Linked DNA regions of Mus musculus: region 2 is linked to region 1. A link is a loop called in an ENCODE intact Hi-C map of the cell type or tissue named here. Cell type or tissue: left cerebral cortex. All regions are shown on one strand. Links, peaks and the distances in the headings refer to the core of each region. The heading gives the core; the rest is flanking DNA. Region 1 overlaps Col23a1 (collagen, type XXIII, alpha 1). Region 2 overlaps Col23a1 (collagen, type XXIII, alpha 1).

The links. Hi-C counts contacts between places; a loop is a spot of excess contacts. Peaks named below come from ENCODE experiments on the same cell type or tissue, not always from the same donor. Only the 100,000 strongest peaks of a DNase experiment are listed, where the experiment ranks them.
Region 2: it touches region 1 in a loop (1.9-fold over the local background); 12 of 42 quality-filtered maps call a loop at or near these places.

Annotation. Positions count from the first base shown.
Region 1 is chr11:51,322,503-51,330,836 of GRCm38, reverse strand. The region is part of intron 2 of Col23a1 (collagen, type XXIII, alpha 1); the gene reads right to left. Among named protein-coding and RNA genes, the nearest start is that of Col23a1, 37 kb to the right of the region's middle. In left cerebral cortex, for the core only: a CTCF peak has its summit at 3,731 (motif pointing left); a DNase peak (open chromatin) is centred at 2,132.
Region 2 is chr11:51,446,378-51,454,711 of GRCm38, reverse strand. All of the region lies in intron 2 of Col23a1 (collagen, type XXIII, alpha 1), which reads right to left. Among named protein-coding and RNA genes, the nearest start is that of Phykpl, 130 kb to the left of the region's middle. In left cerebral cortex, for the core only: a CTCF peak has its summit at 7,499 (motif pointing right); DNase peaks (open chromatin) are centred at 4,309, 4,612 and 7,498.

The DNA of each region.
Region 1 (8,334 bases), core at 112-8,111:
AACAAGAACGCCCCCTCCACCCCATGATGATCTCACTTCCTTTCTAAAGGTTTCACCTCCTAAAAGTTCACCTCCTAAAGGTTTTACCACCCATGGCACCACAGGCTGATGGCCAACACTTAGTATGTGGCTATGATAGGCACATTCTAATCTGCAATATAGTAGGATGCATCCATGCAGGAGTGCCGGGGCCAACGGAGCTCCAGTCTCTGCTCCACTCAGGCAGCTAGGAACGGGGACAGAATGAATGCACAGACCACGTGAGTGATGAAGGGCACAGTAGGCATTTTGGGGAAGGAGATCTAAACGTTTCCCCACAGGGATTACATTTCCGCATCAGAGAGTGGCAAGGAGTCCAACCGGATGTGATTCATTGCTTAGGGACCCTGGCCAGCGCCACCAAAAAAAAAAAAAAAAAAAAAAAAGAGCAAGTGATTTTCCAATCATTGGCCCCTGGGGCAAACTCAGAAGTCAGTAGAGCCAAGCTTGGCCTGAGTGACATCTCAGATGAGCAAGAACAAAAATTACTATGTGCTGAAAGCATGATAAAGAGTCAGGATGAAGATTAGACACCAGAGGAGGGTTGACTGGCCATGGGTGTGGACAGAGTGCCCACTGATGGCATGTTCCACACTGCTGGATGGCGTGGAAAGCCTAGAACAGTATCGGCCACAGCAGCTTATTTATAGACTTTTTACTGCCTCTTCTTTGCAACAATCCCTATGAGACATGTCTCTGTCACTTCACAAATCACATAAACACATTTATAAAATCAACTGAAGCCCATGTGTACAGTAGTGAGAGCTGAGCTGCCCTTCCTCCAGGCCTGACCCTGCCTTTGAGTGATCACAGAGCAGAAGTAGCCACAGACAATAGAAATGGCACTCCCACTCCATTGTCGGCTCACAGGTGCTGTGGGTAAGGGGTACCCAAAGTGTTGGGGTGGGGGTGGTCAAGGAATCAGGAGCAACTGATTCTTCTGAAAAAAAGAAGAAACATCTCAGGGAATGGGATCAAGCTGTGTTTAGGGAATGGATCCAGATTCCTCGGTAAGGAGAGGGGAGAGACTTTAAAATGTTTTTTTAAGATTTAAAATATATGTGTGAGTATGTGGGTATGTATTCACGTGCTGTGGAGGCTAGAGGAGGGCATGGTATTTCCTGGAGCTAGAGTTATATGCAGAAGTGCCTGGGCCAATGGAGTGCCAATCTCTGCTGCATTCAGGCAGCTAGGAACAGGTACTGAACGAATGCACAGGCCTGATGTGGGCTCTGGGACCCAAACCTCTGCAAGAGGATGTGCTCTTAACTGATGACCCCTCCCTCTAGTCCACAGAGTTCACTTTTAGTGGGTGCATAGACATTCATGATATTTGGATGCATGCACACACTGAGTAACCAAGAGCAACCTAGAATACTTGGCACATTCAGTGTCACTTCTTTCATTGTTCAAAATCCTCTGTTTTGAAAGAGGGACTAAGTTCCTGCCAATGGCAATCATCCTACCGTGCAAAGCATGGCCAGACCTGATCCCTCCTGCCCAAATGCAACTTGGTATCTGGGGCCAATCTCTCCTCTCTCTCCCTCTCTACTTTTGTAAGATTAGCCTTTTAAGATACCATATGAGTTGAGACCACAAGGAACTTGTCCTTCTGTAGCCAGACTATGTTTCTTGGCTGGCTGGGTGTATCCATGTTGCCACAAATCACAGGATCCTGTCCTTTTTAATGACTGAATAGAATTCTGCTCTGTGTATACATTCCCGATTTTTCTAACCATCTTCCAGTCATTCTTTCATCTCCGATATTGTGAGTCATGTCACAAAGAACACAAAGGAATGCCAAGAAGGTTCCAGGCTCATGGATGATGATGGAGAACCTGAGTAATGCAGAAGGACACGGGAAGAAGTTATGATCTGAGGGATGGGCTCCAGGACAGGTCAGGAAATAGATTGAGAAGTCTGGAGATAAGGACCTTGTTTGTACTCGACAGTAAAGAGGGAAGTCACCGAACCCTATTAAACCCGAGACTTCCTCCCGCACAGCCAGGGGAAGGCCTTGGGTGGCTGCCAGAGGTAAGGATGGCATAGCCAGGAAGGGCTCAGTGGATGCCTGGAGGGCAGGAAAAAGGAACTTATGGGTGAGAGAAAGTGAGAGTTCCAGCAGGGTGGAACAGGAGCCATGAGGTAAGGAGTGGGAAGCGAGATGCTGAGTCAAGTGTGAACTCACTGGGCCGCAATAGCCACACATGCAGGCAAGCATTACTCTGCAGGGGCCTGGGAAGTCACCTTTGGGTGAGAGTAAGGTTTCAATTGGTTGACTTCAGGAACCCAGATTGCTCTCTACACGCGGGTGGATCTTCTGTCAAACTGTAAATAGAACCAAAGGGCCAAGCAAGAGAGAACGTTCGGGAAGAATACCTCCATACTTTATGAATATCACCAGCGTTTGGTTCTGTAATATAGGTTCTGTATATATGTCTTTGGTCTCAAACCAGAATGTGAATTTTTGTGCTCTCCAGCCCGAGTGGGAACTGAAGACCCTGCTTTCCCCCATGATTCAGACACATGGCCCACACATAGGTCTCCCTGATTGACCTCCTGGCCATATGGAGACTTTAAGGTAAATCTCTTCCCCTCTTCATGGCTGTAGTCCTCAACTTAACTGTAACTCAGCATTCAGCTTTAGAATGATTCCAAAGCCGTGTGTGTTAAAAAGTCCATCAACCTTTTAATTAAGCTGGGCTTGGTGGTATGCCCAGCCCTCAGGAGGCAGAGGCAGAGGCAGAGGCAGAGGCAGAGGCAGAGGCAGAGGCAGAGGCAGAGGCAGAGGCAGAGGCAGAGGCAGAGGCAGAGGCAGAGGCAGAGGCAGAGGCAGAGGCAGAGGCAGAGGCAGAGGCAGAGGCAGAGGCAGAGGCAGAGGCAGAGGCAGAGGCAGAGGCAGAGGCAGAGGCAGAGGCAGAGGCAGAGGCAGAGAAACATCTGAATTTGAAGCCAACCTGATCTATAGAGAGAATTCCAGGCTAGCGAAGGCTACAGAGTAAGATTCTGTCTCACCCCCCTCTCCAAATTTCACTTTAGTTTTGTGCAATATGTCCCTCTCTTGATATTTAGTAAGCACAGCAAGTCGCAGTCCCTAGACATCCCCGTGACAACAAGGGGCGTGCTAGATGGCCTAGGTTGCTAACTAAGTCCTTGATAGCCCAGACTTCTCCATGTTTGCCATTTCTGGCATTTCTTCTGTTCATCTTACTGTTAACCATGCTTTCAAGGTAGTGTTGAGTACTCTGTAAATAGATGCATCATAGGAAAATGGCACCCTTAGATTTTCTTCTAGGGGGGCGCATATCATATTTTTCTCCATTCTCCTCTTATGTGTCTAGTTTTCCTTATTCTGTGATGTGTGTGTGTGTGTGTGTGTGTGTGTGTGTGTGTGTGTGTGTGTGCCTATAGTGCTGGACATTCCTAGGCCCCCAACATGCTGACAAGCACTTTACAACAGGGCTGTATCCCCAGCTCTTTTAAATTTGTTCTGTTGTTTAAAGATCTCATAAAGCTGCCCTGGCTACCTTTGCACTCTCTCGGTAGCCCAAGCTGGCCTTGAGTTTGCAAGCCTCTTGACTCATTGACCCAAGGGTTTGGTTTTTGTTTGTTTGTTTGTTTTGTTTTTGTTTTTTAATTCTGTTAGAATTCTACAGAATTTAATGAAATAAATGGGCTCCCTCTGGTGGTCACGAGAAAAGCTCCAAATCCCAAAGGTCAGACTCTAGTTGCATTTCAAGATCTTTATGGTGCTGGGCACATTCGATAATTAATAGACTCGGAGTGGCTAGATGACATCGGGAGAGAAGACTTCTAATTAGCATTTTCCACTCGTCAGTGAATCTACCAATTGGTTTGTAAAACCACAGCCCCAAACTATGCTCACCACATCTCCTGAATCCAGTCCTGTTTCAGGTTAGGGCAACTTCCACCCCCACCCCCTCCCTGCCCCAGGCCTTGCAGCTCCTGTGATCTCCGTCTGCTCCCCTACCGGTACCATGTTTGTGACTCTTTACCACGGGTCCTGGTGTCTCTGCAGCTCTTCTCCCCATCAGTACCCAGGGCCCTCCTTCACCTCCTCAGGACCTCTTCCCAGGAAAGGCCATTGCCACATGTTTCTCAGTGCTTCTCCACAAATCAGGCACCACTCTAGGTTCAGAGGATGTGACCATGATCAAACAGAGACAGTGCCTCCCCTGAGCACCCTCTTAGGGGCCTCTGTGATGCATCCAGATCTGCAATTCCAGTCTGCCCTCCTGCCACTTCTAGGGTCCCCCTCTTGAAATAAACTCTACTCAGACACTCCATGGTGCATCCCACAGCACACAGCCCCACTCCTTGCTAGCCCTCAGCTCATCTTAATCCCCACAGCTGCCTTTCAACAAGAGTTTAAACTTCATGCTTCCCTTTTATCTTGCTCAGGATGTCAGGCCTCAAGGCCCTGTGACCCTATGCAAGCTGGTTAACATGCCAACCAGTCTTCAAAACTCTACCCAGCTCCTACCTCCCCAGTGAAGGATTCTGCTCTCTGCAAACCAACCTGTCTGTATAGATCCTCTAGCCTCAGCAATGTCTCCTTTTAACTTTTGTAGGACTTTTCTTTGTACTACACAAGTTTACTCCGTTTTTTTTTAATTGATTGATTCTACAACTTGAAGCATCTTCTTCTAAGGATGGGTTTGCAGCGGACCCTAACGGTCTTATATGTCACCCTAACTAGGACTGGACATGTGAGTAAATGAACAAATAACCAAACGGACTGACATCTGTGCACAGAAGAGTGTGGGAAATGCGATGACATCGTTCTCCAGAGAGTTCTGGCACACGCCCATGCGCACACACATGAGGGATAAGAGCCCAGCTCAGGGTTGAAGTGCTTGTCTAGCATATACAAGGTCCTAGGTTCTATCCTCAGCATCACTGCAGAGAGGAGGGAGGGGGAGCTAATTTAAAGGGCTGGGGGAAGCTCAGAGTCAGATTGCCTACTCAGCACTCACAAGGCCCTGGGTTCAATCCCCAGCTCAGAAAAAAAATTAAAAATGACTGCCGGGCACGGTTGCTCACCCCATAACCCCAGCACTGGAGAAGCTGAGGCAAGAGGCCTGCAAAGTCAGGTTGAGCCAGGATTAAACCAGGAGGCCCTGTCTTGAAAAGAGTTCAGCAGCTGTAAAACCCGGCTATGGGATGCTCTCCTAGCACGTGTGAGGCCCCAGGTTTAACTTCTAGCACTGAAAAGAAGGAAGGAAAGAAAGAAAGAAAGAGACAGAGAGAGAGAGAGAGAGAGAGAGAGAGAGAGAGAGAGAGAGAGAGAGAGAGAGAAAGGAAGGAAGAAAGGAAGGAAGAAAGAGGGGGAAGAGGGAGGGGGAGATGGGGGAGGGGGAGATAAGAGGAGGGAGGAAGGAAAGATGGGGGGGAGAGAGAGGGAGAGAGGGGAGGAAGGAGGGAGGAAGATAGATCAGACCCGAAGATTGCCTTCAGCTCTGTCTGCTGTGGTTAGTTTAGATAACACCTTTACAGACACTCAACCTTTCCACAATATCAAGTCAGCTGGGATTTACCACTCCTGGGGGAATATATATATATATATATATATATATATATATATATATATATGCATATATATATATATGTGTGTGTGTGTGTGTGTGTATATATATGTGTGTATATGTATATATATATGTATATATATCATACATATACAATTTCAAAAATGTGTCAAATGAACATAATTTCTTGTTTGAAGAGCGCAAGCTCTCTTCCCTAAGCTCATTCTTACTCTACACCAATGGAGCGAAAACCCGACCACCAGTGGCTTTACCGCTCAGAGCGTTCTGCTTAGTAACACTCTCCACAAATTACAGCCACTCTCATCAGCTCATGTCATGTCCACACCATGCTTGGTGTTTAAAGAAAGGACTTCCACACGAGTGGGGAATTTCTACCTCTCACGTACACATTTGTTCCTTTCTGGAAATGGCTTACCATCCCGCCCCGCCAATCCCCCATGAGGTAAGTCCAGCACACACCATCTGGAGGCCACACGCAGCATCCCTGCAATACCACACAGCAATGCAGAAGGGCACAAAAAGACAATGGCGAAGATTACCACTTTTCCAGAAAGTTCCTGAGACTGCTCAAGGCAGGTGGAGTCTAATTAGAAACAAGCCTGAAGGGACAGAAGTGACAGGCTGTGCTCAGGGTTTCCGGATTCTGGTAGCATCTGATTGAATGGTTTCCAGCCTTGTGATTTCCTGTCTGTTTCTCTTACTCCTCGGTCACCGGTATTTTCTCACCCATATCCCAGGAAAGCACGAAGGTATAACTGACCAGCCCAGGAGAGCATGCTGGTGTAACTCACCAGCCCTTTGTTCTCTCCTTCCAGAGCATTCCCAGGCAATGTCTGCACCTTCTCTCCCCTCTCCATACCTGGGTGACCACATGGATCTGAGCTCATGACAATCAAGAGCTTCCTCTTGAGATGTGGAGGGGAACCTTTGCTAGGTGTTCACTCATACATTCGATCTTGACATAATCCCACGAAGTAAGTACCCTGTTTACAAATGAAAGACTGAAGCAAGTCCTGGGCACTGCACACCTATAGTACTAGAACTCAGAAGCAGAGGCAAGAAGGCCAGCATCTACTACATAGCAAATTTAAAGAGGGCAAACAAAGTCCTTGGGTGCCTGAAGTAGAGCCGGTCTTTGGCCAAACCCAGAATCTGTCTACTGTCACAATAAGAACCATCTAGCCATCTGTCCCTGGTACAAGCCTAACGGGTCATCTACTGTTTACCTAGATGTGTGAATTTTCTCTTGTTCTGGGAACAGAACTCTGATCTTCCTGGGGTAGCTACTGTCCCCCAAACCATGTTTCTAGTAGTCAACTCTCCCTCATAGCTGCATGTGTGTGTATGTGTATGTATATGCATGTGTGCACCTGTGTTCATGTGTATATACCTGTGTATAGATGTGCACATGTGTCCCTGAGTATGTATATGCACGCACCTATCTGCGTGTGTGTGTGTGTATACACAGTGTCTGTGTGTGCATATTCGTGTATGCATGCGTGTGCATGCATATATATGTGTGTACCTATATGCATGTGCGTGTGCATGCATGTGCATGTATGTGCATGAGTGCAAATGAGTGTGTGTGTGTGTACATGCATATGTTCTCCAAATCTCTTCCTGGCCTCCTTTCACCTTAAGTACCACTCTCTGAAGATCATCTCATGCTGAGGCACAGGGAAGGGTTAAGATTTCAGGTATGAATTGAAGAGTTCTCACAGTTTAGCCCTCAATACCTCCCGGTCTCCAGTCATAGGGGCTGGTGAGGAAGGACAGTGCTTATCTGGGGTGGTGCTAATCAGGATTGGCTTAGCCACAGCTATTGGCAGTCACCTTCCTACAGAGCAAGCACCCCGAGGAAAGGCAGCCTGAGAAGGACAGAGACAGAAGGTGAGTGATGGGGACAGTCCCTAAGCTCAGGGGCTCCTGAAACCAGGTCCATTTCTGAGCCCTGCACTTTAGCTATGGGCTTGATATGTTTCCAGTGTTGCATTATTCACAAAGGATGGTCAGAAGTTATTAATGTTCTCATGCCAAACAAGCAGCCAACAAACCAAGGAGGACGCTGTTTCCAGGACCCATAAGGTGAGCCATGAAGGGTCAAGATTTGAACCCAGTCCTCTCAGGCTTTAAGGTGCTGGCCCTGAGGTATCCCATGGGAGAAACACTACATCATGGCTATTCTTAGCCCAATGCAGGCCGAGTCCCACAGAGCACACTTCATTGTCAACCTGGTCAGTTTCTCCACAAACAGAAGGCATATGTCCTTCCATCCCAACCATAACCCAAGTGTGAAGCAACTCCTGACTCAGGAAGAGGTTCAGACAAAGCCAGAGTCAGACAACAAGGTTATATGCAGGCTTTCATTTCTCCATCACAGGATGGATGCAGTTTGGTGCATATTGTAGACCCTATAGACTCTATAAAGACACAGGATGAGAAAAAAAACAAAAAAAAAACAAAAAAAAAAACAAAACAAACAAAAAAAAAACCTCTCATGTCCTACAGGGGAAATGAGCTGAGTACAACTCAGGGCATCTCAACCCTGTGACAGGATCCTGTCATTAAACCAAGATGAGGCAGCACTAGCTCTATATGATATGATATGACATGATATAAGCCTGAGATCATATCCAAGAGAAACAGTAAACCCCAGAAGGCAGTACACAGCAAACAACACATGATCCAAAAGTGCCAAAAAGCTAGAGAATGGCTGGATGGCACACAG
Region 2 (8,334 bases), core at 32-8,031, 120 kb before region 1:
GACGCTGTGTGGGATTTCCCCCAGGCATGAGTGCCTAACTCAGAGCTTGGCACAGAACCTGTCAACTACAAGCCCTCAACCTGGAGCCACCATAGCTGGAGGACACTTGCTCTTCTCTTACGGACTGTGGAGGTAGAGGTGGGCTCCCAGGAACCTTCTTTTAGCCATTCTCAAGGTGCTCAAACTCATGCAACTGTAGCCATGGTATTGATTTCTTTTATTCATTTATAAATTCATTTGTTCATCATTCCCAAAGCCACCATGGTCTGGTCTACCCATGATGCCTGATGCAGTTCCCAGCACCACTCTGGACACCAGTAAAAAACATGAATGTATCTTTCTCTATTCTTAAAAAAAGTTTTTTTTTTGTTTTTTTTTGTTTTTTTTTTAATTTAAGTGTATATATGTGTGTCCAAGCTATAAATTACAAGCCCCGCTGCCTGGCTCCTGTGGCCATCCCAACACGGAGGGCAGGCTTCTTGTTGTCATGGGGGAAACTGAGATCCAGAGTCATGAAATCACTCTTGAGATTACAAACTGGACACAGTGGACCCAAATGACTTGGCTAGGGTCTTAGTCAAGGGCTGAGGGAGTGATAGAGCTAAAGTTTCTGTAAGCCACCCCAGCTCCAAACGCCCATGCTCGGCGAGGCTCCCTGCAGTCGCTGCTTGGCACCCTGGCCTCCAGCCCGGGGTGGGGTAGATTGGCATGGAGTTCAAAGGTGCAGAACAGCTGAGCATCCGTGGCTTCCCTGGGCTCTGTGGAGCAAATGTCAGAGATTCAGTGTTGAAGGCCACCTGTCATACGAGGGGTGGCTTCCTGGGAGACAGTCTGTCCCGGATGGCATGGGTACCTTGTTACGCTGCACAGAGCCAGGCTGTGCACATAGAATCCAGGAAGGGGTGGAGAGAGTTCTGTGCCAGCAGGAGACTAAGGGGCTCCTCAAGGTCCAATGCCTTCCAGCCCAGGCCTGGCTGCTTGTAAGACAGAACCCCAGGAAGTGACAGTAGCTGGAAACTCAGAGTTCCCTGGAAAATGACACTGGGAATCTCCAGTCTTGGGGCAGTTGTGGCAATCAAACAGCAACCAAAGTGCCCGGAATAAAGGAACATTCAGCAGATGCCACTGTCCTGCCCTCTTGTCCTAAGCTCTGTGTACACTGGACCTCCGGCCCTCCTTTTAAATTTACGTCATTATTTGTGTGTGAGTGTGCAAATGACCTGCATATTCCATGGTATGTGCATGAAAGTCTGAGTTCAGCTTTTACAGAGTTGTCTCCCTCCTCCCACCGGTACAAGGATGCTGGGGATTAGACACATTGGTTGCCAGGCTTGCTCTACAAGTGCCTTTACTACGGTGCCATTTTGCTAGCCAACTTATTCCTTTTTGCCTCTTACGTATAATTGTAAGATGCCAGCTTGGTGAGGAGCTGAGGCCTGAGAGCAGCCATCCCTATGCAGGCTACCATTGTTGGCTTTCCTTAGGAGCCAAGGGCGTCTCTTGGTCTAAGAAACAGGCTGTGATCCAGTTCTGCAGAGTCAGGGTGCTCAGAGCAAAACCACCTTCTGAGCTGGGGACACAACAACTCGGTTATGAAGCTCGAGGCTTCATAACAAGACAGGGTCATCTCGACAGAGAAACAGTGACAGCTCTGTTAACCTCCCATGCTCCGTTATTAGCCATGTCTGTCCCTAGTCATCAGGCCACTGTCCTGGCCAGGCAGGCTCTGGGTGGCCGCTATCAATTCTCCTAATGTTTGGGAGGACTATTTCTCATGGCAGTGACACACCTTGCCATGTATTAAGTCTTTAGGGCTGCACCTTGGGGAGTGATGGTACAAAAGCCTAAGAGGTGGAGGTCTTGGGTCTGGAGAGATGGTTCAGTGGTTAAGAGCACTTACTGCTCTTCCAGAGGACCTGAGTTCAGCTCTTAGCTTCACACCAGGTGACTTCTAACATGTAACTCCAGCGCTAGGGCATCTGACACCTTTTCCTGGCCTCCGTGGGCACATGCACACATGTGCACAGACATATACACATAGGCATGAATAAAAACAAAGATCTTAAAGAGAGGCTTAGTGAGTGGGCAGTCCTGAGGTGATGGGAGCCGTGCCCTTGAAAGGGATCGTGGAGAAGAAGCAGTGGGCAGAAGTTGTATATGGAGGCCTGGAGGGATGAGACCCTGAGTTTCTGTGCTGAGGGAGGCAGAGGTGGCACACCTAAAGCTTCCCAAATGTGAGATGCTTTTGAAATTTTAAACCACTCCTGCTAAAGGAGGAGGTGGTGTACCAAAACAAACAGGCAAACCAACACTTCACTGAAACCCAAAGCATCCAAGAGGGAGGGAGGCAGGCCGGAGAAGGCAGGGGCGGGCAACACTGTGCAAACACATCCAACTAAAAAGGACTTGACGGGTCTGAAAGCACCTAGAGCCACTGGATGTCGGAGGCAGCCTCTGAGGGAAAACTTACTGACATGATTTTTATCTCAATTCTAACTGCAGGCACATGGTTTTCATTTCTTCTGGCTCATCAATGTGAGGATGTACCCTGTGTCCACCCCTGGGACTCCCTGGGGATGGGGCTCCTGGCACTGGGCCTAGTGTGCAGGTGGGGTTAATAAATATTTGCTGGCAAGATGAGTGACCCAGTGAGCACAGTCAGAGCGCAGCTGGAGTGCCTCTTTGCAAAAGTTTATCTTTGAAATTTGCACGGTGTCAGATCTGCTCTTCCTGGTGTACCGTTCACTCGTTTAGATCAGTGAACAAGCATGCGACCATATGCTAAGTTAAGATAGCATCATTCCATAATCAATTAATTAATTAACTAACTAATTAATTCCCTTGCCATTCTCTGTCACTCTCCTATGATCTATGCCAGCCACAGGTTTGTTGTCCCTTCTTATGGTTTTTACTAAAAAAATTTCCATACAATATGTTATGGTCATTGTCTTTTTCCCTCCCCCAACTCCTCCCAGAACTTTCCCTCCTCTCTAAACCCAACTTTACATTCTCTTTTTTCTCATTCAAGAAAAAAAATAAACAAAACCCCACAAAAATGAAAATCAAAACAAGCAAAAGACCAATAACATGCACACAAAAATGCCCAGAGAAAACAAAATGAGAGAAAAAGTCCACATCAAAATAAAACCTCACGGAGTTCATGTTGAGTTGGCCAAATACTTTTGGGCATACGGACTGTCCTGGAGTGTGGGCGACATGCCCACTGCTAATCACTCTGCGGGAGAAGTCTCCTTTGCCAGTGGGTATCAGTTGCAGATAGTTCCTTGGTTAGGGATGGTACTGTATGTCTACTGCCTCCTCTCAGGACTGGGACTCCACCTGGATGTCCTTACAGTTTTTTAAAAACAGTGGAGAAATATATGTAACATAGGACTTGAAACACGGCTTAGCAAGTAAAGGTGCTTGCTGCTAAACCTGACAACGTGAGTTCGATCCCCAGGGCCCACATGGTGGGAGGACAGAGCTGACTCCTACATGCTGTCCTCTGACCTTCACCCCTTAACAAAATAAAATTTACTATTTTAACACCTCCTCTTCCTTGAGGCAGGGCCTTGTTATGATAACCCGGTTACCCTGTGTAGACCAGAATGGCCTTGAACTCATGGGCGATCCTTCTGCCTCGCCCTCCTACATGCTGAGATTGTAGGTGTATGCCACCACACCTGTTTCTGTTTGTTTTCAGACAGGTCTCAAGTTTTAGTTCAGTCTATCCTGAAACACTATACAGCCCAGGCTGCCTTTGAACCCAAAATGATCCCCCCTGAGGCAGTCTGTGTTGCTATGATTACAGACATGAACCACCATGCCTAGTCTCACAGTTTTTAAGTCCACAACTGAGTGAAATTAAATATATTTATAATCTTTGCAGCTACCACCACTGTTTCTTCCCAGAACCTGCCCATTATCATAAAGAAAAACTGTACCCATTAAAGTGTAACTACCCTTCATCCCCCACTGCCGACAACATCTATTTGACTTGTATCTCTGTGAATCTTCAGAGTACCAGCATCCCTCTCTCACACACGATATCTTCTGTTTCTTTCCTTTCTGGCGTGTCTCACATGGCGTATCTCCAGGGTACATCTATGCTATGCTATCTGGTGGTTTGAATGAGAAATGTCCCACACAGGTTCCTGTATTGGACTACTTGGTCCTTGACTGGTGGCACGCTTTGGCGAGGTGCTGCAGCCTTCCTGGGGGAAGTGTGTCACGGGAAGCATGCTTTGAGAGTTCAGAGCCTCATCCTCCTTCCTGTCTGCTTCCTGTGTGTGGGTGGAAATGTGAGCTCTCAGCTTCCGGCTCTGGCTGCCTACTGCTATGCCATTATGGGACCATAAGCCAATAAACTCTGTCAGTTGCTTTTGGTCATGATATTTTATCCCAGCTATGGAAAAATTACCAAACAAGCACGAACCAGAATTCCCTTTCTTTTAAAGGCTGCATATTACACCACTGTGTGTATCAGCTCGTATCTCAGCAGTTTATTGGACACTTTGGTGGCACCCATCTTTTGGTGGCTAATGGGGAGTCATGATTTTATGAATTCTGGTGTATAGCGATCTGCCTAAGAGTTTGTTTTTACCTCTGTTGCCATGGTTTTGCCTCTTAGGGATGCCGTTAAGCAGTAGCAACGAGATTACAGCTGCTCTTCAGTTGGCATAGCTTTCTTCGCTACCTTGGCACAGCTCATTGAGAACTGCTCACAGTGTCATATGTGCTGCGTTTTCTCCTGTCCCCTCTCCCTCCTCCATTCCATCTCTCGAATGTTCCATGCTGGAACTCTCCTCTACCATAGCAGCAGCTGAATACCCGAGACAAGTGACCAAGAGCAGGGAAACTTTGCTGAGGCTCTTGGTTTCAGTCTGGTACGGAAAACTCACACTCAATAATAAAAGGATCCGAGTTCAGTCTCTAGAACCCACATAAAAAAAAACTGGTGAGATGGCATGGGGTTGTAGACCCAGTGTTGGGAAGGCAGACAGAAGAGGATCCTGTGGCTTTCTGGGTAGCTAGCCTGGTCTACCTGGTGAGTTCTAGGTCAGTCGGGGAACTTGTCTCACAAAAACAAAGTTGTCCTCTGGCCTCTGCACACATGCACAACTATGTGTACCCCTCCCCCTCACATACCCACACCACTCACAATACAATAGGATAATCTGAACCAATTGTTTAAACACAGAAGTCTGCGGGGGACATTTCTTATTCTGACTACCCGGCTTTGCATGCGTTTCATGCAGAAATGGCTCATAGTATCCAGGGGTGTGTGTAGATTCTATGTAGATACTATGACATCTTATATTTGACATTATTGTTTGTGTGTTGGGTCTGCTGCTTCCTCCATCAGTACCAAGGACCAAAATTACATCATCAGGCTTGTATGGCAAGCACCTTTACCTGTTGAGCCATCTACTGGACTATGGTCACTTTAGAGAAGGGACCTAGATTTTGTTAAAAGTGGGGTGCTTAGGGCCAGTCCCCTCCACACACTCAGGGGCGACACCTACACTGCTTCCTTTTTTCCTCCCTGGAGACCTTTAGATGCATTGTTTGATTGTTGAAGCTGGCGCCTATCGATGGCACTACTCTTGCTGTTTGACAGTCGGCCGCACTTAGCCTGTGAGAAGCAATGGCCCTGCAGCCTGGTCTCCAGGACCTCTGTTACAGGGCAGGGGCTCACAGTGTAGGTATGTTACTTCCAGACAAAAGACCGAAGCATTAGGCCTGTTTGCCAGAGGAAAGGGTTGAAGCCTCCCATGTCTAAAGGCTCAGCCCCCAGTGGCCTGTGGGCTGTCTTGCAGATGCAAAGCTATTGTTTGAAGCCATGGCCCCGTGCCCCAACTGTGCTGACATCTGCAAGAGTTTTCTAAAGAAGACAATGGGAGGCTAAAACATAAAACAACAGAGGCTTCTGTAAGACCCCATGGGTCGGAGCTGAAGGCGCCTGCCAGCCTTCTTGGGCAACCCAGGCTGGGACAGATGCATGGGCCAGCACCATGCCTACAAACTGTAATGCCTGCAGTTTATGGTAAGAGCCAACAAGACAGGCTTCTGAGGGCTGGAGAGCCGCAAATAGGGTGTCCTGCAAGAGCAGGCAGCGCTTCACCACTGGCCATCTCTCCAGCCCCAGGCTCTTTCTGATTTACTATCTTGTACTTGAATTCATGTACATTCTTGTACATATTCGTGGGTTTCATGACGAAATTTTCATTCAAATAGATTATGTACTTTGACTTGAGTTTGGTTCCCTATGCCAGGTGGCTCACAACCAACAATAATAGCTTCAGTTCCAGGGGATCCAGTGCCCTCTTCTGTACTTTGGCTTTCTTGGGCACAAGCTCTACCCACACACAGACACACATATACACATAATTAAAAAATAACAAAAATCCATATTAAGACTTTTTTTTAATAAAAGATTTATTTATTTCATGTGCATGAGTGTTTTGCCGGCATGTATATATACATGTATCATGTATGTGGCTGGTGTCGGTGGAGGTCAGAAGAGGGCATCAGTTACCCTGTAATTGAGACTATGGATGGTTGTGAGCCATCATGTGTATGCTGGGAACGGAATCCGGGTCCTCTGCAAGAGCAGCAAGTATTCTGAGCCACTGGGCCAATTAAAAGAAAACTAAAAACAACAAAACCAACAACAACTAGTCAGGTTTGTGAAAGAAATTCCAGACACCTGCTCTTAAATTTGGTGGGGGTAGATCAGCAAAGATGGTGGGGCGCAGCTTGGGTATCCTGCATCCAGGGCTCCCTGTGTTGACCAGTCAGGGCTAGAGACATCACAGAGATTTCTCGAAGAACCTACCATGTGCCAGGCAGGGCCTGCCTCCCAGGCCGGCCAGCCCCATCAGGCACCATGCTCTTCACAAGAAGTGATGCTAAATTCATCTATGATTTGTTGAGATTCCCACAAACACACCTATGTGTTCTTCACTTAAACACACACACACACACACACGCACACGCACACGCACACACACACACACACACACACACACACACACACTGGCATTTACCTACAGAATACAAACAAAAGAGTTTAAATAGTTTTGATAATTCTGAGAAAGTCTAAGGAAAAGCAGGCGTGGTGGGCCACACCTGTAATGCCAGCACTTGGGAAGCTGAGACAGGAGGATTGAGTGTTACAGAGGAAGAGTTCTTTTAAAAAAGCCAAATGCATGAAGACCAGCCCAATCTGGACATTTAAACCGTGCTCAAGGGCTCCAGTTATCTCAGCCCCTCGACAGGAGGCTGGAGGAGGCTGCTTGGGCATTTTCCCCCTCTCCTGTTGCAAGAACAGCTGGAATTCCTGCCTGTGAAGACTGACTCTTGCCACCCATGGGGATTGCTTCTCATGCATAGTAAGATCTGAGGAAAGCACAGACAGCCGACTACACTCCCCTCTATAAACCCAGAAGTAGGCGTCCACAGGGAACTCAGAAACACAGGAGAGTCCATAGAGGCCACATGGGGGCAGTCATGAGGCACCCGGAGTGGTCCTGGAGGAGTCCTGGGGCAGGGACCTGGACCTCCAATTCTCTCCCATAAAGTACTAACAAGGGTGTCCGTGGGGACAGGAAAATCTGAGAATAAACAAGGTGGTGGTCTCCTCTGCCTGTCACTATGGCTGTGCTGGTCAGATTTTTTTTCTCAACTTGGTATAGACTAAGGTTATCAGGGAACTTCAATTGATAAAGTACCTACATAGGATTAGCCTATAGGCAAGTCTGTGGGCTGTGGGACTAATGATCAGAGATGTGGGAGGGCCCAGGCCACTGTAGGTGGTGCAATCCTTAGCAGTCCCCACCCCTTCATGGCCTCTGCTTCAGCTTCTGCCTCCAGTTTCCGGTCTTGAATTGCTGTTCTGACTTCTCTCTGCGATAGACCATGATGTGGAAGTGTAAGCCAAATAAACCTCTCCTCCCTGAGTTGCTTTTGGTCATGGTGTTTGTTACAGTAATAGGAAGGAGACTAGCCTGGTGGCATCTGGGGGTTACATGAGGCAAAGGAATTAAACAAGAGCCAGTCTCTCAACAATGTACAGGAAAGGCCAAAGAGTCCACCAGTGGTCACTCGCCACACCTTAAAAGAGAGACGGCGACTCCCAGAGACACACAAATGACAGGTCACAGCTATTTGAATGATGGGACCAATCTCCAAAAACAGCAATACCTGGAGAAAAAACAATGAGACACCATGACTTCTTACCAAGAAAGAGAGCATGGGGGCCAGGAGGGAGTGGCATACATTTTTTTTTGAGTATTTAAAAAACAAACAAACAAACCCTCACCAAAACCATTC